2 separate regions of the Mus musculus genome follow, and region 1 is linked to region 2. A link is a loop called in an ENCODE intact Hi-C map of the cell type or tissue named here. Cell type or tissue: heart. All regions are shown on one strand. Each heading gives the region's core, and the rest is flanking DNA. Links, peaks and the distances in the headings are about the cores only.

The links. Hi-C counts contacts between places; a loop is a spot of excess contacts. Peaks named below come from ENCODE experiments on the same cell type or tissue, not always from the same donor. Only the 100,000 strongest peaks of a DNase experiment are listed, where the experiment ranks them.
Region 1: it touches region 2 in a loop (1.8-fold over the local background); 7 of 42 quality-filtered maps call a loop at or near these places.

What each region holds. Positions count from the first base shown.
Region 1 is chr13:13,534,356-13,546,774 of GRCm38, reverse strand. No RefSeq gene overlaps it. Among named protein-coding and RNA genes, the nearest start is that of Lyst, 50 kb to the left of the region's middle. In heart, for the core only: no CTCF peak of the experiment used is centred there; a DNase peak (open chromatin) is centred at 7,944; H3K27ac peaks cover 1,515 bases.
Region 2 is chr13:13,584,924-13,597,342 of GRCm38, reverse strand. Lyst (lysosomal trafficking regulator) reads right to left here and starts at 6,934. Exons shown (of 53, transcript NM_010748.2): 1 at 6,847-6,934. Gm30836 (a long non-coding RNA gene) reads left to right here and starts at 6,142. Exons shown (of 2, transcript XR_382086.4): 1 at 6,142-6,609; 2 at 11,054-11,297. In heart, for the core only: a CTCF peak has its summit at 6,596; a DNase peak (open chromatin) is centred at 7,072; H3K4me3 peaks cover 1,664 bases; H3K27ac peaks cover 1,495 bases.

The DNA.
Region 1 (12,419 bases), core at 3,039-11,038, 51 kb after region 2:
AAGCTACACTGTATTATTCTCCATCGTGTGCAATGAAGCACAGGACAGTGGAATAATGAGACTCAGATAAACCAGGCATGTGTATGTAGTGCATACCTACAATCCCAGAACCTGGGAGATAGAGGCAGGAGGATCAGGAGTTCAAGGGTCACCCATAAGTGATGCTTTGATCTCAGTACTTTGGAGGCAGAGGAGGAAGATCTCTGTGAGTTGAGGGCCAGCCTGAAAACTTGCGAAAAAGAAAAGAAATCCAAGGACTAGGGAGATTTCTCAGTGGACCAGGTGTTTGCTCACAGTGTGAAGACCTGGGTTTGGATTCCCAGGAGCTGTCTGTTCCCAGCATCTCTGTGGTGAGATGGGAGGTGGAGATGCTGATTAGCATGGTGTTTAAACAGGAGCAAACTAGTTGAGACTTACTTCAAGCAAGACAAAAAGCAAGGAATGACATGGGAGTGATCCTCTCACCTCCACATGGGTGCTCTGCCACCTGCATACCAGCCCTTACACATGTGCACACACAACAGTTTAAAGTTATCCTTCGACATGTGAGGAGTTTGAGGCTAGCATGAGCTATATAAGGCCTTGTCAAGGGGAGGAAAATGAGAGGCTTAAAAATAGTGAATTGCTCTCTGTGTGCTTTAGCAGGAAAAAAATGCAATTAGGAAAACTGTCAAGCTGCTGAGTTAAAATGAACGTTAAAATGCTGTTAATGAACAATTGAGAGAGGTAAAGATCATCTAAAAAGAGTTAAGTGGTGTTAAAGCAGGGTGTTTAGGTCTCCTAAAAGAAAAGCAGAGAGAGGGAGAGAGAGAATGAGAGAGAGAATGTAAACACAAATGGGGCCTCCTCTTGCATGGTATCCATGACACTCAGAGTGCATTCTTGTCTGAGAGATGTAATCCGAACCTATTTAGAAATGAACAGACTAATCCATGCTGAGGGGCATTCTGCAAGGGGCTCAGGGGCTTCGAACTTGTCCACATCACAAATTACACACATTCATGGAAAGAGGGAGAATTCTAGAATGGGGTCAGACCAGTCATCTTTCAAGGGCTCAGAAGTGGATAAGAGATGACCAAAGAGACATAATAACCAGAAAAGTGTACGCGAGGAAGACTGTGCGATAATTGGAGCGTTTGAGTGCAGGCTGTTTTGGATCCTGTTATTTTGTCTATGGTAATTGTGTGTTGGATGTTTCTGTCTCCCTAAATGAAGACTCTATTCCAGGGTTTTAAGAGGGAAAGGGATTTAGGTGAGGTCACGGGGTGGGGCCCTGTCCTTGCATGATCTCTCCTCCACCCCTCTTTTTGTATCTATTTATTTCTCTCCTATTTCTTCTCTTTTTTGTCTATGCTCTCTCTCTTCATCCCTTCCTCTCCTCTTACATGTGAGGATACAGGAAGACAGTGCCAAGAGCAAATCAGGACAAGGATCTTACCATGGCAATTAGCACCTTGGCCTTGGGTTTTCAACTTTGGGACTGTGGGAAAAAACCATAAGGTGTCTATGTCCATAGGCTGCAACATTGCAGTCAAATGCAAGCTGAGGGTTAGGCCCAGTGCTGCCTGCCAGACACTGCTTTGCTTTCAGTCAATTCTCTACACTCCAGGGCGTTTACAGTAAAAGCTGCGAAGGCTGTGGTTTATTTCTATGTGGTGCAATAAATTGCTGGTAAATGGTAAATAAATAAGAGGTGAGAGAGGGAGTGTGTGTGTGTGTGTGTGTGTGTGAGAGAGAGAGAGAGAGAAAGAGAGAGAGAGAGAGAATGCTTGAGCAAACAAAAGGCAATTTTAATAACAGGTGAATCTGGGGGAAGGTTATCCAGATATTTTTTGTAGCTTTTCTCCATCTTTAAAAAAATTTTTTTAAATCTAAGTATATGGGGCTGGAGTGGCTAGAGATGCAGTTCAATGGTAGAGCACTTACCTAGCATACACAAGGCCATAGGGTCAAACTCCCAACTGTCGCCTCCGATTCTGACCAGCAGAAAGGAATGACACACTATGTTCTTCTCAAAGCAGTTTATTCAGGAAGCTTTCAACATGCATGCAGGAATCTTTCTCCAGAAATCAATCTCTCTAGTAATCTTTCTAGTAATTCTCTTTCCGTCCCCAGTTGCAATCCCTTATATTACCCTTCAACCACGCCCCATCAGCTCAGTCCACGTAACAGCAGTCCATTGGCCAGAATCATTACTTGTCATATGGTCCGATCTTGCATCATGGTGCACCTGCGCAGTTCTCACGATGGTTGTGACTTATTTTCAGGTGTATAAGGAAGTCAGGTGCAAGTCATAAGACTTGGCTGCAGTCCCGGGCGCCATCTTGGGTCTGCTGCCTCACCCGCTCCTTACATCTCCCCCTTCTTTACTTATTGGCAGAGGGAATGTCTGTCTTAGGTTGCCCCCTGCAGCAATGCCCCATACCTGTCCTTGGGAGACAAACAGCATTGGTTTGATCCCTGTCTTAGGTTGGTGACACACCCAGGGAGTCTTACCTATCATTGACTACTTCTCTAGCATGCCAAGCCACACTTGAGGAGATTGTCCTGTTTCCACTGCCGCAAAAGCCTGTATCACCAAGGCTTGGGCTCTGCGCTGACGACTCTGCATGAGGCAGGTACACCAGAAGGCCAGGATGCTGATTAATATCAGACACAGGGCAAGTCCATCAATTCCGGCTCACTCTTTCAAGCTGGAGACAGCTGTCAGCAATCCAAAGCTTCTGCAACACCTGCGGATAAATTATTCACAGCCGAGGCAGTTTGTAAACAAAGTAGCTTGAACAGGCAAAGGTACAAAGCAAGGTATCCTAGTCACAACAGCCAAATGATATTCAGATGCATTCCAGCACATACTATAATAACAAATATCACTACTACAATTAACAACATTATTCTCATAACTACCATTATAAACAATAAACACAAAAGGAGGCCACATACAAACATGCGTAGCCTAAAAAGAAACATTCCTTCCTCCAGCAGATTGAAATACAGAAGTTTTAAACACATTAGAACCATTTAAATAAAAATTTGCATTGCCCCAGGCCCCTCCTACCACCATGCTTAAGGGGGAAAGATCAGTGCAACTAACATTCACCCCACATAACAACCATACATTAAAAGGATTACTAGCTCCTACTTGAGCTGGATTTTGATATGTCCAATTATACCCTGAAAAGGAACTATTATGGACTGTACCTATATAAGGGGGAAAGAAAAAATAATTCTTCACTGCCCAAGGTGGAAGGGAATCAGGAACACTCCTACAAAAAGGGGGGCCCATCTAGGTTGGGAGGGAATAGTGCCATTGCCCTTGGATATACTGACTGGCCACACCCCTCGAATCCAGGTAGCATTAGCTTTAATAGATACAGCTGAACACAATCACTCATCTGTGAAATATTTTGAATCATCTGAAAACACAACAATCCCTTTAGCTGAAGCTGCATAGATTCCTGCACTGGAGCTATATCTCCATCCCATGGTAAAAAAGGCAACTGCAGCGAAGCATTAGATGTAAAGAACCGAGGAAACACTTGGGCCGAATGCGTCAACTGGCATGGGTTTCGGGAACACAGACATAATTCCCCAACTCTTCAGTTCTCACTAGCGGAAGCATTCCCAGCCACAGGAACATCCACGTCCTCATCGTTCTGCTTGCCATGGCTTGCTCTGGTCAGCCGTTCTGGGACCCACAGGGGTTGCCGGTGATTCTGGGGAAACACACAAACAGACCCTCTCTCCTAAACCAACACTGGGTCAGGGCCCTTCCAACAACCAGTTATCCTTCCACATGACCATGCCTTTTGGAGAAATATCAGGATTATCGTGTCACTCAGCTGCACCATGCCCTTGTTTATCTTCATTCAAAATATTCAAAGTAAATAGGCAATGGCTAATCTCTCTCTTGGTGTGGACCCAGCAGGGGCAATCCCCCCCCCCTTTGTTTAATTAAACATTCTTTTAAAGTACGATGGGCTCGTTCAATAATGCCTTGGCCCTGAGGGTTGTATGGCAACCCATGCACCAGACGGATGCCCATCATCTGGCAAAAGGGAACAAAAGAGGCTGAAGTATAGGCTGGTCCATTATCAGTCTTTAGTTCTTTAGGCTGTCCCCAGGCACCCCAAGCCTCAAAACAATGTGCAATGACCTGGCGTGCCTTCTCGCCTGTCTGTAAGGAGGCAAAAATAATGCCAGAGGCTGTATCTATGGAGACATGAATATATTTTAACTTTCCAAACTCAAGAAAATGGGTAACATCTATTTGCCACAAATGTAGGGGGCTCAATCCCGGGGGTTAACCCCCACACTGACTTGAGGCAATAAAGGGGCACAGGTTTTGCATGCCTTCACAATCTCTCTCGCCCCTGCTCGAGAAATTTTAAATCGTGATGACAAAGTCTTTGAATTAACATGAAATTGTGCATGAAAATCACGTGCCAGAACAATAGATGAGGCCATTAAAAAGGCCATGCATTTTCTGGAAGCTTTATCAACTATATCATTCCCTTCTGCAAGGGGTCCTGGCAATCCAGTATGAGCACGAATATGTTGACTAAAAAAGGGTGAATGCCGATTCAAGATAATTCTTTGCAACTTAATAACTAATCCTCCAATGGTAGATCTCAAATTTATTTTGCCTACTATCTCCAAACACTGCAGCACATTTACAACATACTGGCTATCAGAAATCAAATTAAAGGGACCTGGAATTAATTCAAATACTTTAATCACAATTTGCAATTCAGTGACTTGTGGAGATGCAGGGGGAAACTGAATGGTAACTGGGGATGATCCTGTTATTAAATAGGCTCCTTGTCCTGTTTTAGAACCATCTGTAAAAACAAGAGGAGCATCTGGTAACGGATCTCTAGCAGTAATACGAGGAAAGATTACTGGATGTACTTTAACCAGCTGTAATATTGGATCCTTGGGGTAATGATTATCTCTGAGGCCTTGAAAACTACACCTCAAAATAGCCCAATTATCCTCCGTGGCTGTTAACACTTCAAATTGCTTAGCATTATGCGGTACTATTAGACTTTCAGGTGCAACTCCAAAAAACTGCATGCTTTACTGTATACCAATCAGAGCCAACTGAGCTACTGAGGCAGGATAATAAACAAGTGTCTTGGCTGGGGAGATTTTTGGGTGTGTCCATAACAGGGGAGCTCCCTGCCATAAAACCCCAGTGGGTTGCGACTCTGTTTACAGTACACACAAGATAAACTGTTTGGACTTGAAAGACCCACAACGTGAGGACTCCCCCACGTTCTGACTCAGGAGAGGCGACACCCCCAAATCACTCACGAGAAATGGTCTTGCTGCAAACTGCAAGAGGCCTTTTAGTTTAAGAGCGCTCTCGGGCCCACGGTCATACACCACGCAGGGGTAGAGGACCGTGGCACCCCAAGTAGCTGGGTAAGGGGTATTTAAAGGAAGAAACCACAACTCAAGGAAGTGGGGAGGGCGTTGTTGGAAAATACCAAAGATACCAGTTAAGAGTCCCAAGGAAGTGCAAAGTCACAAGAGTCACAAGAAATACCTGGTAATTGTTCGGGTTATCTCTCAAGACAGTTTCTAAGAGCCCCTAACAATAGCACATTCTTTGAATGAACACTCTTTGAACTCAGGAAACGGGTGGGTGGAGGAATGTCGCTATCTGTTTTATGATTAGCATACCTTGGAGCATTGAGTCACAGAGGTCACATTCCCAAGCCTGGGCCTAAAGGCCTAGAATTTTGCTTTTATATTTTTTCAGACTCATCTGGGTGTTTCAAGGCAGCACTCTGAACACACTGTTCTACTAACAACAAAGCCTTCCTGGCATCATTAGTAAGATATCTGGGAGAATTTAAATCTGTATTGCCTGGTAAGATATCATATAATGGTTGTAATTGTTTATTGGTCAAAGAGAGATAGGCTCGGACCCATTGAATATCTCCCAATAACTTTTGAAAATCATTCAGGGTGCATAATCCATCTTTGTGAAACTGAATCTTTTGAGGGGACACATATTTTGCTGTAATTTTTGTTCCTAAATAATTCACTACAACATCCTTTTGCACCTTTTCTGGGGCCACTACTACTCCAGCAGCTCCATTATCCGCTTCACCTGCTCAAATGAGACTCTCTGGCACTGGAGGAGCTAGCTTTACTGACCTCCCTGCGCATCCTGAAATACAGGAAAGCACTGGGCTCGCAGTTCCCTCCAGGTTTCTGGATGCAGACTATGCCCCATGCTCCGTCAGGGGCATATGGAGGCGGCCGCGGCAGCCCTGGCCCCGAAGGTTCTACCTTCATTTTCACTTTCTCTAGACTGTCGGCTATGCTCTCCAGATCGTCCTCAGACATATCCCCATCACTAGAACTTCCTTCTGCCTCTGACTTTTGGGATTGCTCCTCACTCACCTAATTCAGTGCCTCATTACCCTTTTTGAGTTCCGCTCCACATCTTTCCTTATCCTCGATACAATTCCGTACTAGCTTCCACACTGGCAGCACCCCTTTAGCGAGAACTCCCTGTTCTTCTGCAAACTTCAAGTCCTTCCCTAACTTCTCCCAACTGGGCCCTGTAAGATATCCTGATACGGAGAACCAAGGAGCGATCTGATCCACTGCTTTTAAAAAGTTCTCCAGGGTCTCCTTTTTCAGCCCGATTCCTTTCACTTTCAGCAAGTCCTTAAGGGCTTGGTGCACTGTTTGACCAGAGGTTGAATTTCCCATGGTGCTTGGTGCAACTTGTCCCAAAACCGGGAACCTTATAGTCTCAATCCGAGAACTTAAATTGTTCCACTTACCTGGGAACCTTACCAGCTAGCTGCCCTGACTGTGATGAGTTCTGAACGTCCCCGTACGGGCCACCATTTGTCACCTCCGATTCTGACCAGCATCAAGGAACAACACACTACGTTCTTCTCAAAGCAGTTTATTCAGGAAGCTTTCAACATGCATGCAGGAATCTTTCTCCAGAAATCAATCTCTCTAGTAATCTTTCTAGTAATTCTCTTTCTGCCCCCAATCGCAATCCCTTATATAACCCTTCAACCACGCCCCATCAGCTCAGTCCACGTAACAGCAGTCCATTGGCCAGAATCATCACTCGTCATATGGTCCGATCTTGCATCATGGTGCACCTGCGCAGTTCTCACGATGGTTGTGGCTTATTTTCAGGTGTATGAGGAAGTCAGGTGCAAGTCATAAGACTTGGCTGCAGTCCTGGGCGCCATCTTGGGACTGCTGCCACACCCGCTCCTCACACCCAACTACCACACTCCTATACAAAGTAAATGACTTTCTTTTTCAGTTGGGTGTGGTGGTTCTTGCCTGTAAGTATAGCACTGAGAAGGTAGAAGCAGGAGGAATTCAACGTCAGCCTCAGCTATATAGTCAGTCCAAGTACAACCTGAAACCCTGTCTCACCCTATCCCCAGCCCCCAAAAGAAGTATATGGGGGAGAGGCAGAGTAAAAGTGTAACAAAAATGATGACATTTTATATTAATTTGTGGCTTACAGTTTCACATTAATTTGATCCTTTTCAAAACCTCCATAGAGCTAGAGATGAGTGAATTGAGCCCTTTTTTATAGTCAGTGGAAAGACTTCTGCAGACCTAATCAAGGGCCAAGCTGTGAGCCAGTGGGCAGCAGAGTTCAGATTTGGATGTAGCTCCAGCCAACTCCAAGGCCAGGGCTCCTTGCTTGCCTGGCCTCCTGTTCATAATCCCTGTTTTACAGATACAGAAATGGAAGCTGAGAGATGTTAGCTGACTTTACAGAGACACACATCTACTCTGGTAAAGGCAGAATCCAGGCCTGGATTTGGGCTTCCTATCTACCCAAGCTGTGGGTGCAAAGTGCCTGGAAGGAACACTCTGAAACTGGCTCAGACTCTCTAAGCTTGGGGCTCTCACGATAAGGAGGCTGAGCCTTCAGCACAGGAAATTAGTCAGGCCTTTGGAAAAGAGCCAAGGACCAGCAGGAAGCTCGGTGTGGGCCTGAAAGGAGTGATATGCAGTAAAACAACAAGCTCAGTGATGTTGACAGAATCACTTGATGGTCTGATTAAGAGGCATGAGTTGTCACTCGTGATGGGCACTGAGAAAGCTGGTCTGGAGACATCAGCTGGACAGGCAGCCATGCGCATTTCTGAGCAGTCAGGGCTGCAGACTTACCAAGTAGGCTGTACTTGAAAGAAGAGGGGGTGGGGGCCGCGGGGAGGTAGCATCAGTTGGCACATGCTGACAACCTTCCAGATGCTGGCTGGAAACCAGCTACCTGCGCATTTCACCTGCTGCTCCAGCCTTTATTCAGTCTGGGCCTTTTGTCTGTTTAATTGAGTGTCTTGGAACAACTCTTGCTGTTTAGCAAAGCGAGACTTGAACTTGTGACTAGCCTCCTATTTCAATATCCGGAATGCTGGGATTGCAGGAGTCAGCATGCCTATAAGATCTCACACATTTCAGACTGACCTCAAACTTGTGAAGTAGACAAAGATGATTTTGAGCTTCTGATCCTCCAGCCATCACCTTCTGGATGTTGAGATTACAGACATGAACCACCAAACCAGGTGAAGTTGCAGGAGACAGAATCCAGGACTTTTGGTATACTAGGCAAGCATCCTACTAACAAACATTCAGGGGCTACATCTCCAGCCTCTGTTTCTCTTTTTCTTTTAATTCACATCTTAACCTTGCCAAGATCTAGGAAATACGATTTGCATATCCAAGAGCTTCCACATGTCCATCCAGTGCTGTTCACACTCTTCCAATGTGGGCTTGGGATGCCCTGAACCCTGAGGTGGTTACCACAGTCTGGGGGGAAATAGAGAGTTCTGTTCTGGAGATGCCTGCCTGGGACATCACTGGGGGGGCTGTTTCCTTAAGCCAAAGACACTGCATTGGTGCTGCATCACATGCCGGTGCCATAGCTTATGACTCCATATCAGAGGCTGCTGCTGGCAGAAAGGAAATGACATCACTCCCAGACCTCAGAGGACACGCTAAGGTGGTGTACTTGAACTGTTCCATTTCAAGTGGTCACATGATTTTTCAAACACAGGGAAACTTACAGGTCCATATATAACATACCTCCTATCCTCTCTTTCATCCCTCCTCCCTTCTCTCCACTGAACCCTTCCTGACAGCATGAACCATTTTAAAAGGTACCATTCTGTGTTATTTAATGCCTTCTGTGTTATACACACACAGTACACACATATATACACTATGCACCTTAGACAAATACTACCCACATACTATATACTACACATACATATGCTGCACAGACCTATGTACACTTAGGCACACATATCTGTCACACATAACTACAGAGTGTACATACATGTACCCTATGACCACTGTACACACTACCCACACTGTCTTAGTTAGGGTTACTATTGCTGCAATGAAACACCATGACCAAAACCAAGTTGTGGATGAAAGGTTTGATTCTGCTTACACTTTCATGTTCCTGTTTATCATGGAAACAAGTCAGAAGAGAAACATGGCAGAAGTCTGGAGGCAGGAGCTGGTGCACAGGCCATGGAGGAGTGCTGCTTGCCAGCTTGCTTCCCCCAGCCTGCTCAGCCTGCTTTCTTATAGAACCCAGGACCACCAGCCCAGGGATGGCACAATGAGATGGGCCCTCCCAGGCCTGCATGCTGGCCCAGAAAAGACATTGAAAATATCTTTGGTTTTTTTTTCCTCTTCAATCGCCAATTAAGAAAATACCTCCCAGTTGGATCTTAAAGAGGCATTTTCTCAACTAAGATTCCCTCCTTTCAGATAACTCTAGTTTGTGTCTCAGCATTTGACCAGCCAGCACACACACTAACTGCACATAAACACACTCACACGCATGTGCACAAACTTATGCATTCACACACACACACACACACACACACACACACACACACACACACACACAAAGTGTACCCACAGTCTGTGTGGTGTTGGCTTTGTTTTGTTTCTTTAAATGATATAGAGGTCCTTATGCCTTGCTGATGCAGAATGGTGTGGTAGAGATAAAAAAACTAGAGAGCACATCCTTAAAGTGATAGGCACAAAGTCACCCCATCACATGTATACATACCACATATACACATTCAATTTACATGTTGGAGTGGCTGGTTTTGTGTGTCAACTTGACACAAGCTAGAGTCATCAAAGAGAAAGAAATGTCTCCGTTAGATCTGAGTGTAAGGCATTTTCACAATAAGTGATCAATGAAGAAGGTGGTGCCATCCCTGGGCTGGAGGTCCTAGGTTCTATAAGCCAGGATTGCTTACAATCCATGTGAAGCAAGCCAGTAAGCAAGACCCTATCATGGCCTCTGCATCAACCTCTGCCACCAGGGTCCTGCCCTATTTGAGTTCCTGTCCTGACTTCCTTCAGTAATAAACAGCAATATGGAAATGTAAGCCAAATAAACCCTTTTCTCCCCAGTTTGCTTTTTAGTTATAGTGTTTCATATGTATACTAAGACACATACACTATATAAAAAACTATACACAAATACCATATATACTACACACACACACATGCCACAGACCCTCTGGGTCCCTGTGTCTGCGTGGAACGGGTTCTCTCGAGCAGGTGGGGAAAGCGTAGGAATTGACAAACAGATGCACACAGGAGAGGTGTTGAATCTGAATGTAATGTCTGGCCGAGCATTAGACTATTATATAATACAACGAATTATCAGGAGCTACAAATCACAATAAGACAAGTTACACTGAAATTTACCAGATACAAGCAGAAAGGAATTTTCAGGAACTAGATAAATGTTTACAATAAAGATTACCAGCCCTGCCTAGGATCAACCTAATGCCAGGCAAGAGTTTCACACTTTAGTGTTAAAAGCACCAGGGGGTTTTAACTCTTGACAGGCCTCAAGAATAATGTAGTGTCACGGACCCCTAAATTCCTAGGCCTTGCAAAATCTTATCTTGTCTGGAGAATTCCCCATTTATCAGGATAGTATATCAACTTGCTCTTGGCATGGAATGTAGCCTGTAGTAAAGATTTCTATCTCAGTGAGATTCCCAGGCTCTTTCTGCAGACAACTGAGCTAATGGCTCTGTTTTATTGCAATGCTTAATTAGTTACTGAATAGGTTAAACTCCTTGCTGTAATCTGGGATCTTGGAACACTGGGAAAGGCTTTAGCTATGTCAGAATTCAATCTTAAAAGGCACTTATTATAGGGTAATGCTTAATAGAGGGCACGTGGATCCATACACTAGACTAACGCGGGAGTGGGAAATTAATTTTATGGGTTTGGGGGATGGCCAGACTCCAGGAGGGAGTTTCCTTGAAACTCTTTTCCTCATGAGAAAGCTTCCAAACTTTCTCCTGTCAAGCTGACTCGACTGGAGAGCGTGGCACTACACACACACACACACACACACACACACATGGGTAATGGGCAGAAAGTTGTCCACTTCTCTTAGCTCAAACTGTAGCAACTAGTCTGTGTTGTGAGCCTTATCTAATTTGATAAGACTATTAAGAAAAAGCCTTTATAGTGGAGATTTTTAAAGTCCCCATTAAATGGGTACAGACACTAAGATTCTGTGAGGTTCACTTACTTTCTTAAGGTCTTAAAACCAAGGCTACTAGATATTAAGAGTTGATTCCTGTCACTCTTGGAGTCCTACCTTCCTATCCAAAATGTGTAGACAGGATCTTTACAGAGGCAATCAAAATGAGGTCACTAGGGAGGGCCCTTTTCTAATATGTTAATGTCCTTATAAAAGGGGGACATTTGGCTCAAAGGCAGGCACACGAGGAGAATGCATGTGGAGATGAAGGCAGGGAGAGTTGCCTCAGTGATGTCACTGCAGCCATGGAACACCATGCATGAGGCTCTAGTGTCATAAAGTGACAAGCATTCTTGTTACAAACAAATTCATCCCACAAGTACATTCACACATGTGCATGCCATGTTTATGTGTGCACATCAAGGCCAGAGACAAGCCAGGGGTACCCTTCCTAAGGAACAATTTACCTTATTTTGAGAAAGGAACTCTCACTGGCATGGAACTTGCCAAGTAATCTAGGCTGGCTGGTCGATGAGCCCTGAAGACCTGCCTGTCTGGAGCTGGGATTGCAAGAGTGTGTCACCCGCCAGGCCTTGCCTTTTTTCCATGGGTTGAACTCAGGTCTTTATGCTTGTACGGCACTTTACCAACTGAGCCATCACCCTAGGTCCCAGGCTTGAACGCTCAGTCTCCCTCTGCTAGTGCTGTCTAGGTGGCTGTGGGACCTTTGAGGGGACAGAATGCCACTGGGGAGAGAAACCACTAGAGGTGAGCTTTGGAAAGCTATACCAGTACCCTGGATCCTACTGGTCTTCCATGATGTAAATGGCATCTGTCTTATGCTTCAGCCATCTTGATCTGCATCCTTTGTCTT
Region 2 (12,419 bases), core at 2,920-10,919:
ATACATATATACATATGTATATATACTTTTTGTTGTTTTACTTATGAATATATATACATACATATATACTCATATATGTATGTGTGTGTGTGTGTGTGTGTGTGCGCGTGCGTGTGCAGATATACATGTGTGCATGACCTCAGAAACATCATCCATCGTTTTTGAGACAGGGTATATCACTGTCCTAGAATTCACCAGTTAGGTTAAACTGGACAACTAGCAAGGGGTCTTGTCTCTGCCTCCCCAGAGGTGCAATTTTAAGTGCATACTACTAGGGCCACCATTTTTACAGGGCTTCTGGGGATCAAAATTAAGGTCTCACACATATGAGGCAGACACTTTACTGAGTTGACTCCTCAGGCCCCTCCCCATGTACTTTACTCCTCCCTGAGCCCTATCTTTGTTGCTATGAAGCTAGAATACCTTCACCTCTTCTTCTCAATGACATCACGACATCACCAAGTCCTCAGTCCGGGAAAAGTCAGTATTCACAGGGCTTCCCAAACCAGAGTGTTTCATGGTATCTACTTCAGGATTGCGTTTATAGCTGTCACCAACTGGCCAAGTTCTTAGTAGGACATTACCACTTATTATCAACATCATATGTTCTCCACAAGAGCTGATCTTCTGGGGCTCGGTTAATAGCTGCTCATAAGGACTTTCAAGCTACCCAGTCTCAGGTACTCTTGGTTGAGTACCTTCAGGAAGGCTACTGACAAGAACTACCATTACTATTATTGCGATTAGCACTATTAAGACTGGCTTCCCAGGAACGGCAGCTATATTTTAATCCTTATTACTTAAAATTACCCGTCTGGAATTTTTTTTTTTTTTTTGCCTTTAAATATTTTTTTCCATTTTTTATTAGGTATTTAGCTCATTTACATTTCCAATGCTATACCAAAAGTCCCCATACCCCCCCCCACTCCCCTACCCACCCACTTCCCCTTTTTGGCCCTGGCATTCCCCTGTACTGGGGCATATAAAGTTTGCAAGTCCAATGGGCCTCTCTTTGCAGTGATGGCCGACTAGGCCATCTTTTGATACATATGCAGCTAGAGACAAGAGCTCCGGGGTACTGCTTAGTTCATATTGTTGTTCCACCTATAGGGTTGCAGTTCCCTTTAGTTCCTTGGGTGCTTTCTCTAGTTCCTCCATTGGGAGCCCTGTGGTCCACTCAATAGCTGACTGTGAGCATCCACTTCTGTGTTTGCTAGGCCCTGGCATAGTCTCACAAGAGACAGCTATATCTGGAATTTTAAATGTAGAATTTTCATGTGTACCCCCTTTTCCACCTCTAGTGTTCCATTACTACCATAAATCCTAAGCATATATCCTTTTTCACTAAGATTCTTCACCTTCTCTACTCTCCGCATGTATCAGCCTCAAGTTGGCTTGGCTCTTCCTCCTAACTGAGTAGGAGTTCTGTGTGTCATTGCTTTGAACAATGACCCCACCGGCCTCCTCCATTCCTTGGTGTCACACCGTCCTTCTTGCCAGGTTCTTCATTACACTCTTCTTTCCTATTCTCACCCAGGTTCAGTTGACTACACTTGCTTTTTCACCTAACCAAAGCAGATCATGGAGAAAGCTATTTAACCATTCTGGTAACCTCTGTGTATATTTGTGATTTCAAATCCTGGAAGAATATTTATCAGGACTCAGTAATTAGGTCACTAGCCCTTGTTTAAATTCCTTCATCTCCACACAAGAACTCTTTTCTGGACTCAATTAGCCACAAAAACAAGAAATTCCAATACACTAGGCGTAAAGTGCTTCCCCAAGAATACTCCAACTCACATTTTTCTGTCTCATCAGATAACCTTGCTTTGTAGAGAAGAGACAGCACCCTGGATGCTCAGCTCTACCTCAACCCACTCCCTTATTTCCTTCTCTTTTGCAAACAGGAAGATGCATTGCTATTCTTCTGAGTAACCCTTTTTACCTTTTCTCCTGGGCCCACACCTTCCCTTTCTTTCATATTATTTTCAATCAATTAGCATCTATTACAGGATCTACCTTTCCCTCAATCCACACAAATACCTTGACATCACTCCTTAAAGAAACATACCTTTGGCCAACCGCACCTCCCAGTTAAGTTTCCATACACTGTCTCCTCTTCATTTCAAAATGAACTAATTCAGGGGGTGGGCTTTTAAAGATTAAATCAAATACTGGATGTACAGGCTACACATGGTGATATGCTATAAAAAAATATACTGTTCTTATGCTGTCTTTAGCAAGGTGAACATGAGGTTAGATCACTGACTTATTCTTTAAAAATGGATGGGTCTCAGCAATCAATGCTTTCTTCTCTGATCATGAGTCATGAAGTAGTTGGCAATCTAACATAATTTTTCTGAGAATCGGTGTCAAATGTTTCAATGTACAATTTCTCAGATTCACCTCTAATTCTTCAATTTTAAAATGTAAAATAGTCAATTCTTGCTGGGCATGATGGTGCACACTTTTTATTTCAGCATTCAAGGAAGGGGGATCACAAATTCCAGCCAGCCCGGGCTCAAAACAAGCAAAATGGCAATTCTTCAAGTTTCTGGCAAAAATCTACTCTTTATAGAGCAGTTTTAGGTTCACCTCAAAATCAAATAGAAAAAAGAAATCACACATAGCTGTCTCCACACATGCACAGCCTCTCTGGCTACAAACATCCCACAGCATAGGTACATTTGTTACTAACAAACTTATATTGACAGATCATTCTCGTCCCAAAGTCACAGCTTACATTAAGACCCACAGTTGTGCATACAACAGGTTTTGACAAATGTATGATATATATCCACCACTGTAGTATTGTACTGCCCTAAAAATCCTCTGTGTTCTCTGCCCATTTATTCTTCCCTTTCTCTAACTTCTGATCCTCTGCCTCCACAGAGTTTTGCTTTGCTTTTTCCAGAATATCTCAGACTTGGAATAACAAAGTACACAACTTTTTCAGACTAGCTTCTTTCATTGGGTAATATGAACTTAAGATTCCTCTGTCTTTTAAAGCTTGAGATACTTTTAAATACCACTTATTAAGGTGTAATTGGCATGACGCGTAACACACTGTACACCTTTAAAGTATATAATTTGTTCAGTGGAACCTGTCTACCACTCCCTGCAGTTTCCTAGTATGTCCTTGTTATCCCTCCCATCTATGCCTCCTTCCTTTACTCCATCTGCACTCAGCCCACCACTCATTTCTGCCACTATGGATAAGAACACATTTTCTAGATGGAACTACAAAGTACACAGTGGGTTATTTTTGTTGGACTGTGATTGTGTGTGTGTGTGTGTGTGTGTGTGTGTGTGTGTGTGTGTGTTGGGGGTGGCTAGCTTTCTACACATAACATAATTACATTGTATGATCTTATAGTCCATTCCTCAATTACCAATTAGTAGTCCACTATTGAAATGACTCTTTACTTTTCAAAGATCGGTAAAAACAGTTTTATAAGCATGACTAAGTGCATGAAACCCTAGTGCTCATCTCATTTGTCCATTTCTTTAAAATGGCTGGAAGCTCCCATTTCCTCACCACTGTGGGTTTCAATTTCAAAGACTAACGTTTGAATGAAACAATGGCTATCCTTTTGGAAAATAATTTTATTTCTTTCTTAACTAATCAAGACATCTGGTTTTAAGCATTACTATTTCATGTTATTAGGTACTTTTTTCCTTATTCTATTCTTTCCAGTGCTTAGACTTAGTAAGCATTCAAAAATTCCGAATGTATCATATCTCTCTCAATTATTATAAGCAAGGCCAGGGAAATTAAGAGGCACAAGGACAAGCACTGATGAGAAGCAACAGTGAAAAAGTAGTGCCAATGAGAACAGAGTTGCCTCACTGACTCCACGATCAGTTTACAGTTACCAATCTAATTGGGGACAGATATGCTGAAAATTTATTATAAAGTATTAGTTCTTTTCTGGTTCTTTATTATAAAGAATAGACCTCAGGATTACATATTTTCTGATACAAGTATTTTGTTATTGTTTTCAAACCCAGGGCCCTGTATATGCCAGACAGTACTCTACCACCATGCCATATTCTCAACCCCATTTTCTCATTTTTGAGACAGAGTCCCACTAATCTGTTAAATGTCCAGGCTGGTCTTGAACATGTGATCCTCCTGCTTCAGCCTCCCAAGTAGTTGGGACTACAGAGATGCTCCAGCAAGCCTTACAGATCAAAGTATATTGGCCTAATACTTTATATTGTGATATTTTAAAAATCTCCATTAAGAATGTGATAGTTTATTTCAAGTCATCTGTAATAAAACAAAAGAATTAAAATAATCTCTTTGTTGCTTATAGAACATCATTTCAAAAATTCAGGTCACTTACATTGTAATTTCACAAATGGCCAAGAAAAGCCACATTTGATAATATTTCTGGGACTTAAATTCTTTTTAACAGGCATCTAAAAATAATTTTAAAAAATCAGAGAAAGGTGTTCAAGTTGAATATAGCAGCAGACTATAAAAAATACTCTGGAATTCTGTACAGCTTTTTCTACAACTAAAACTAACAAACACATGGACTAAATCCAAGCAAATAAAACCAGAGCTACATTGGGAACATAAATGACTACGTTGGTTCAAAAGAACTAAAAACAGAGCCAGAGAAAGAAAGGGCTTAGTAAGAGAACTTTCCTAGCATGCTCAAGGCACTGGGTTTGAGTCCCAACACTGGGAGGAAAAAAAAGTAGTAAGCATGGAATGGAAATTGTCCACTTATGGGCAAAATGGTTAAGCTGGAATAGTCAAGAAACACAAAAATTCCTGTAATGCAAAGTCACTAATGTCTATTACGAATAATCTCCACTTGGGTGTTTAATTTTATCCCCTAAAACCTAACCTCCTTACCAAGCCTATTCTTCTCAGAAAGCTCTCAGTACCTCCCTATTCTAGTCTATCTTTCTTGCTAAAGACAAAATTGTTGCTGTCCTCTACATTTCTATACACAATGTATTAAAAAGTCAATAACCTCTCACCACAGCCACAAATTCCTAAATCATTTCTGGCCTCATTACTTGGTATCTCTGCTTCTGTTTCTGCTATCCCTTCCCCCAAATGGTGGTATATTTTCCAATTAGTCATAATATGGCTCCTTTGAAAATCAAGTTTGATTATATCAGCTTGTAATCAAAAAGAGGTCTCCTCTCCCTACAGAGGCTTATAAAGCCTTTCACAATCTGATCTCTCACCCTTTTAATCTGTTGGTACTCTACGACTCTTACTTAACTGGCTCCAACACGGCCAGACCCGCCTCTCAGCTCTCTTCTGACTCCAGTCTCCACACTATTGCCTCAGGGCTTTTGCAAGTGGCTTTCTCACTGCATATCCTTCCCTCAGAAAAGAGCATGGATCACCCCTTACTTCCTTCCGGTTATCAAATTTTTTTTCCAGAAGGCCTTTCCTAACTACCTCTAATCAAATTGCAGCCCGTTTCTGGCTCTGTCTTCTCCCTGCTTTTTCTCTAAGTCCTTTAACATCATCTGACAAGGACATATTCTTCTTACTTATTGTCTGAGGTTCTTCCAGAATATGTATGACCCAAGAAAGGGGGTATTTATCTGTTTATAAAACGTGTCTGGTCCACAATAGGTACTTAAACATCTTTACTAAATGCATATGCTCTATATGCAATTTATTGTCTGGGAAGTATTTTAATGGAAACTAAATAACAGAAACTCATCTCCCCCTTACGTCCTCTATCTTCCAAAGTCTCTCAATATCTGTATGTGTTAGTGTCAACGTGGATGACAGCAACGAGCAGCAGAAAAGTTACTTGCAATGCTCTGTAAATACAGATATCCCCTACCAATCAGCTACATAATAAAAGCTAAGAGCCAACATCTTTATTAGTATAAGGTTACTAGGTGTGGAAGTTAAAAGTAAAGGCAGACCAGCCAAATGCCTTTCAGGAAGAAAAAGCTCAAATTAATGTGCCATATCAACCTGTTAAACAAACCCTGGAGAAAATGCACAATGAATTTGATCCTTAAGGAAATACTGGCCAGAATTCAACACAAATGTGTGTTCTACACGAGTCAACACCTTAAAATTTTTTTCTCACACCATCAACTACCAAGCAAGAGCTGTGTCTGTCTGTCTCTGTCTCTGTCTCTGTCTCTGTCTCTGTCTCTCTCTCTCTCTCTCTCTCTCTCTCTCCATCAAGGATGTTTTGCTGTTTTGTTTATCCCTCTGAGGATTGGATGAGGACACTTTTCTTGACTCCCTGAGCTCCAACCCTCCATCATGAACCCTTGGCCTCCGGTGGCAGAGGAAATCTCCCTGGGTCACGTCCCTATTATATTAGCATCTCAGCCACCGCTCCAGAGGTGCGCGCGAACCACGAAGGGTTGTTTGCAGAGTCCCGCAGCAGGTGTCACGGGCAGGGAAGGGACAGCAAGGACTCCGAAGCACCAGGGTGGGGAATGACAGATGGACCCGCGGCGCGAAGTGAGACGCCCTGAACCTGTCAGCTCCCGCTGTCACCTGCTGGGAAGGACCGGGCAGGCTGAGGGTAGCGGCGGTCCGGGACAAGCGCTTCCCGAGGTGAAGCGCCCCCTGAGGACACCGTCCGCCGCACCAGCCGGCCGGTAAGTAAAGTTACTATGGGGTCCGCGCCGCCGCCACAGCCCTCGGGGCCCGGGTCCGCCTCAATCAGCAACTGTGCAGAGCTCAGAAGGCAAGCGAACCCCGGCCGGGCCGAGCTCCGGGCACCACCCCGTTCCCTTAGCGCGGCACGACCCCGCCCGGGCGGCCCGCCACCTTCCCGCCATGCCCCGCTGAGGTCGAGACCCTGACCCTCTAAAGGAGCCCGCTGCGGTCTTTACCTCCGCTCTGTGGTCCGCCGCGCGCTCTCGCCCGCCGGTGCAGGAGAATCCCGACTCACCAAGGCTGCCAGGCCAGCGTGAGCTCTCACCCCCGCCCCCTCAGGTAACCCGGGAAACCGGGAACACCACCCCCTTCCTCCCCCGCCCAGACCCAGACCCGCTCCTCTGCGCGTGCGCACCGTCCCCGCCTCGAGCGCCTAAAGTCCCGCCCCACCGGGAGGGCACGCTGGGGTCGCCGACGTGATGCGTGGAGAATCTCAGCCAATGAGAGGAAGAAGGCGGGACAAATGCAGCGAGGAGGGCCCTGTGCAGCTTCTCTGAACTCCACCCCTCCCGGCCGCATAAAGCTTCGTCCATCCCAGGCGATTCAGCCCCTAAAAGCGCAAGCCTAGTGTCTTCTTTCTACTGTAAACTCACGTTTACTGGGAAAATTACATCTTTGTTGAAGACTGTACAAAGTGACTGACTGTCTAGAACTTTACCATTACGGAGAGATGATGATCAGTAACCAAGATTATCTTGGACTATCTTTAGGTTCTTTAAAAAAACTGCTTATTACCAACCTTTGTAGCTGACCTAAGATCTTTGTGCCTGTTATGTAAAAAGTTTGGAATGTATTGTTAAACTTAGCCAACGACTGGCTTTTCAGCAGTGCTCAAAAGAAGAGTATCATCAGCTGGAGATTTTCCTGCTATGCTGTAGCCTACCTCCCCGATGTCCTTTCCGCTATATTTGGCAAATGTATTGATTTATGGTCTTTTGTTCTATGGCTATAAGACTGCGTGTAAACCTCTTTCACAGTAGAACATGTAATTCTGGGAAACCCGAATCTCTGTTACTAAGCACTATTCACTCAAAGTTGCCTCAGAATAAACTTTCTTTTGGTTTTTGTTTTGTTTTGTTTTGTTTTGTTTTTTCATGGACAGTATGTGCAATAAACTGTTGTCCTATTTTCTGTTGGAGGTCACAGGATTAAAAAAAAAAAAAAAAAACAAAACAAAAGACAAAAAACGGAAAGGTTCACCAAGATGGAAGCAGGGCTATCCTCAAGATAGCATTGGGGCCTGAACTTATATTTCTGTCAAACAGAAAGAGAGAAACTTGCAAAAATTCTGGGTCCAGGTATGATACCCTACCTAGCCCTGTTCAAATATGCTAGCATACAGTGGGCAATGTGACAAAGATCCTTGCTTAAAGCAAACTTTAGTCAGACTTTGAACCTTCTCCTTGGCCCATGTGCTATGTGTGCACATCTTTGTAAACTCTAGGTTTAGCAATCGCCAAGGCAGTTTAGCAAGAACCCACACATACACAATCACACCCTCCCTATCTACAAAATCTCTCAGTCCCCACCTTTGGTATCTATTCATGCTGGCCTGCCTTCAGCATGAATCTTGTGAGGTTGATGCTACCAACATTCACCTATGTTGGTATCAACCATGAGCTCCACGTTTCTTGACTATAAATCCCCAGGTATCCCTAGTGTGTTTAAATCAGAGGCCAACTATGTACCTGGGTTCTTTTTGTTATGCTAGTCCTGGATAAAATTTGTCTTTGCCATTTTAACTTGTGCCCAGCTTTGGTTTTCTCATGACTATTAATGTTATACACTTTAATATACCAACCTCTTCTGAGTGTGGGAACCACAAGTTAAACAAAAGGATATCTGATCCTCACTACAGTCCAACTAAACCTAAGACTGACAAAATGATGCTGCTGTAGGCATTTTGACAGCTTAGGGGCCACCCTTCCTCTTCTTCCAGCCACAACTGTGGCGGGCCTTTGAGATAACAGAGGCATGGGGGGGAAAGTCAAAGCTATTGATATATTTGGTATCATTTGGCAGTTTTCAAGGTCTTCCCAAATAATACAATTAATAATCAAATAGTCTACAGCTTGATCCTGTAGCAGAAGAGAGGGTGGAGAGATTTACAATCAGTGACAGAAAAAAACACTGGAACCCCCATGTTCACCACCAAAGAATACACATGACAGTCAGAACATGTCTGAGAAAAGCCCATAGCATACACATGTGAGGAAAGGCAGGAGCTGTGTGAAAGACCCATAAAGACTCACAACCACCGTGGCCCATGCTTTGAGCCTTTGATCTTTCTCCAGCTCTGACTTGAGCTTTTCTTCTTTAATAAGCTCCCTGTCTTTCTGCCACTGTCTTATGTGTCCCTGGTCCAATTCCTTGCTCTAAGACACAAAACCCTGGAAATTCCAGTGGGTAGCTTCCACACTCCATAATCTGTCTATAATAGTAGGGATCACTGTAGACCTAAGGTCTCCAGTCACTTTTTTTTGCATAGGAATTGAAATAAAAATAATTCAGGACATTATATTCAAAGGCTATTTACCAAGTGCAACTCTCAGTTTCTCAACTCCCTTATGGCCTGATGATAGAGTATGAAGTTACCCACTGATGTGGCTGAAGGGGTCTCTCTAGGAAAATTCCTCTCTTTAAAATAACTTTATCTGATTCTGGTATTAACCATTAACAGCTCATATCTTTAGGCAGAGGTTACCCACTTCCTCTGGCAGGCAGGCTCTCAAAATACCAGTACTCTAGGGATGGGCAGCATACAAAGTCTCTAAGAAACAAATGAAAGAAATGCCACAAAATGCACTCGTTTAACAAATATGTAAAGAGCATCTCTTAAGTACTAGGATCTGTGCCCAACTCAGTACCAGACACTTGAAACACTGCAAACACAGAGAGGGAAAGTAGTTACACCTTACTGGTCAGGTATTTACCCCAGACTGAATCTAGTCTTGTTCACTCAAAGTTCTCCTGCTAATCTAAAACAACAATAAACAAACAAACAAATCTTCTAATGAACAAAAAGTCACAGAAATATCAAGTAACAAACTGACAAACTGCTTTCTAGTTCCCTTGGAAGAGAGATTATAGATGAATGAGCAAGACTTCATTAAATGGAAAGAAAATGAAAGACATTACATAATGGTATACATTGTCCCTCAGAATATTTTTATTCATAAAATGCCAAAGTAATGGCATTTGTGACATTATCTGTCTTCATCATAAAGGATTTTAAACAAGATACTACAGTATTTATTTTGTTCAAGAACACTTAGAATTAAGACAAGTGTAGTAGTGAACACTGGCATTCTTAGCATTTCAGAGACTGAGGCAGAACAATTGCCACAAATTCAACACTAACCTTGACAACTTGAATTTGATTGTCAGAACTCACATGACAGAAGGAAAGAACCAAATTCTAAAAGTTGTCCTCTGATCTCCATATGTGTTTCATGGCTTGTGCACATGCATACACACACACATACCGAGCAGACAAATAAACATGTAAGTGCATGTAAAAACAAAACTAACATGGCATATTAGAAAATTAATACTCAGGTATAATCGTGCATGCCTAGCACTCAGGAAGTGGAGGCAGGAGGATCAGGAGTTCAAGGTCATCCTTGGCCACATAATGAGTTTGAGGCCCTTTCTCAAAACAACAAAACCAGAAATGAGTAAATATTAATAAGTTGTAGAACACTAAGTATACCTAAGCTTGAGACACTTAGCTTAAGAGATTTCAAATGGATATCAAGATAGTAATTGAGAACATACAAAAGTAAAAAACATCTATAGAAAAAATGAATAATAAAAAAGGAAACTGTACTTATGTTTATTTGCTCCCCTGGAGGAGTTTGATAGCGGTAAATTGACAATATAACTTGTCTCAGAATGAATGCTAAAATGAGACTATAACATTAAGACTTTAAAATAAATATTCTAATGTGCACATCTTCATATTTAATTGTTCCCTAAATACTTCAAATGTTTTAAGAGGTCACATGGCTCCTCATTTCACTTCAGCAAAAGCCAAAGTCCTTGCAATGACCTTCAGAGCTTAGTATCTGCCCGAACCTCACTTCCCTCTTCCTTCCTTCCTCTCAAACAGAGTGGCCTCTTCACTGTTAGGCATATACTTCCAGGCAAGTTCTTGCTTTTAAGATCTGGTACTGTCTGGCCCCTCCACACAAAGTGCTTTCTCTTTGGATAGCCACAATAATAATTCCCTTAGCTATAATCTAATTTTTATCTTCTAGTAAGATCTACCCTCAGTACCACCTTGAAAACTCAGCAACAACCGCTTCTGCCCTGGACCCTGTGCCTGAATTTCTTCCGTAAGACACTCTAAATAACTGCTTTGCTTTTTTTTTTTTAATATAGGTGATGTGCCACTTGGTTCCCTAGTCTTCAGAGCAGTTGAGAGGACAGACCTACACCACGATGCCCAGCTGCTTTGCTTATTTTTATCATCACTCTCGATTAGAATACAAGACCCACAAGAACATCACATTTTATGCTAGACAGTGTACCATGAGTGCAAGTCATGAAATGTAATTTGTAACTTTAAACATGTTTTTCATAGCACCTATCAATTGTAACATATTAAATGATTTGTTTATTTATTTTTTTTTTTGTCTTTCTTGGTATTGGTTCCAGAGCCTTGAACATGCTAAGCAAGTGTTCTAGCACCAAGATAGATGTCCAGCCCACATTTTACTGTTCTGTTTTAAAACAGTCTCATTATATTGCCCAGGCCTGGCTAGCATGTTTATTGTAATCATCTCTCCCACTTAAGACTACATGATCCAAGCTTTGCACCACATGATATATCACAAAGCCCTGAGTTCAAAATACCTCTGTCTTCTGTAGTCACTGGCACACATGCACACAGACACACACACACACACACACACACACACTATTACCAGGCACTCAGGATATCTGAATGAATGCTTTCATTAAGAAAATGTTGTAGGTAGCCATAGTGTCTCTTGCCTGTAATTTGAATACCAGAGAAGGTGAGGCAGAAGGATCACTGTAAATTCAAGACTAGCCTGGATTTCAGAGTAAGACCTTATCTCAGAAACAAAACAAAAAAGAAAACCTGCTTAAATTCCAAATAAGCATCCAAAGAGTATATTGATTATAATTCTGAGTTAAGTTTATATGCCTAGTGGATTTGTGAAGTGTGGCAGGATGCAATTTCTATAATAATATAATAGTCAAAATAATATATTTAGCTATATTTATACATCTAACTCAAGACCAAGTAATGGTTCCATAAAAAAAAAAATCAGGGAAGTTGGTCCACTTGATGAAGATTTGTCTCACAATGAGAAACCCACACTGTAGAACATGGTATATGAGTGAGTTGCACTGAAAAAGGGTGAGGACAGGAGTTGGGATACCCAGAACCTAGCATAAATACCAATGTGTGTGGACCCAATGTGTGTGCAATCCAGTGCTTGGAAGCCAGGCTTACCACATGTCTCGCTCTAGGTTCATCTGAGTGACCCTGACTCAGTAAAAAATTAAAGAAGACCCTGACTTGCACAACAACTGTTCACATATGTTCACCAGCACACATGTCAACACACACACACCTATACATCCAAAAACGTCAGAGACATATCAGACTGAGAAATTAGTTTAGCAGTAGAGTTTAGTGTGGATGAGGCCTTGGGCTTGATTCCCAGTATTTCAAAAGAGATAATAGTATAATAACTATTTTTTTTTACTATTTTAG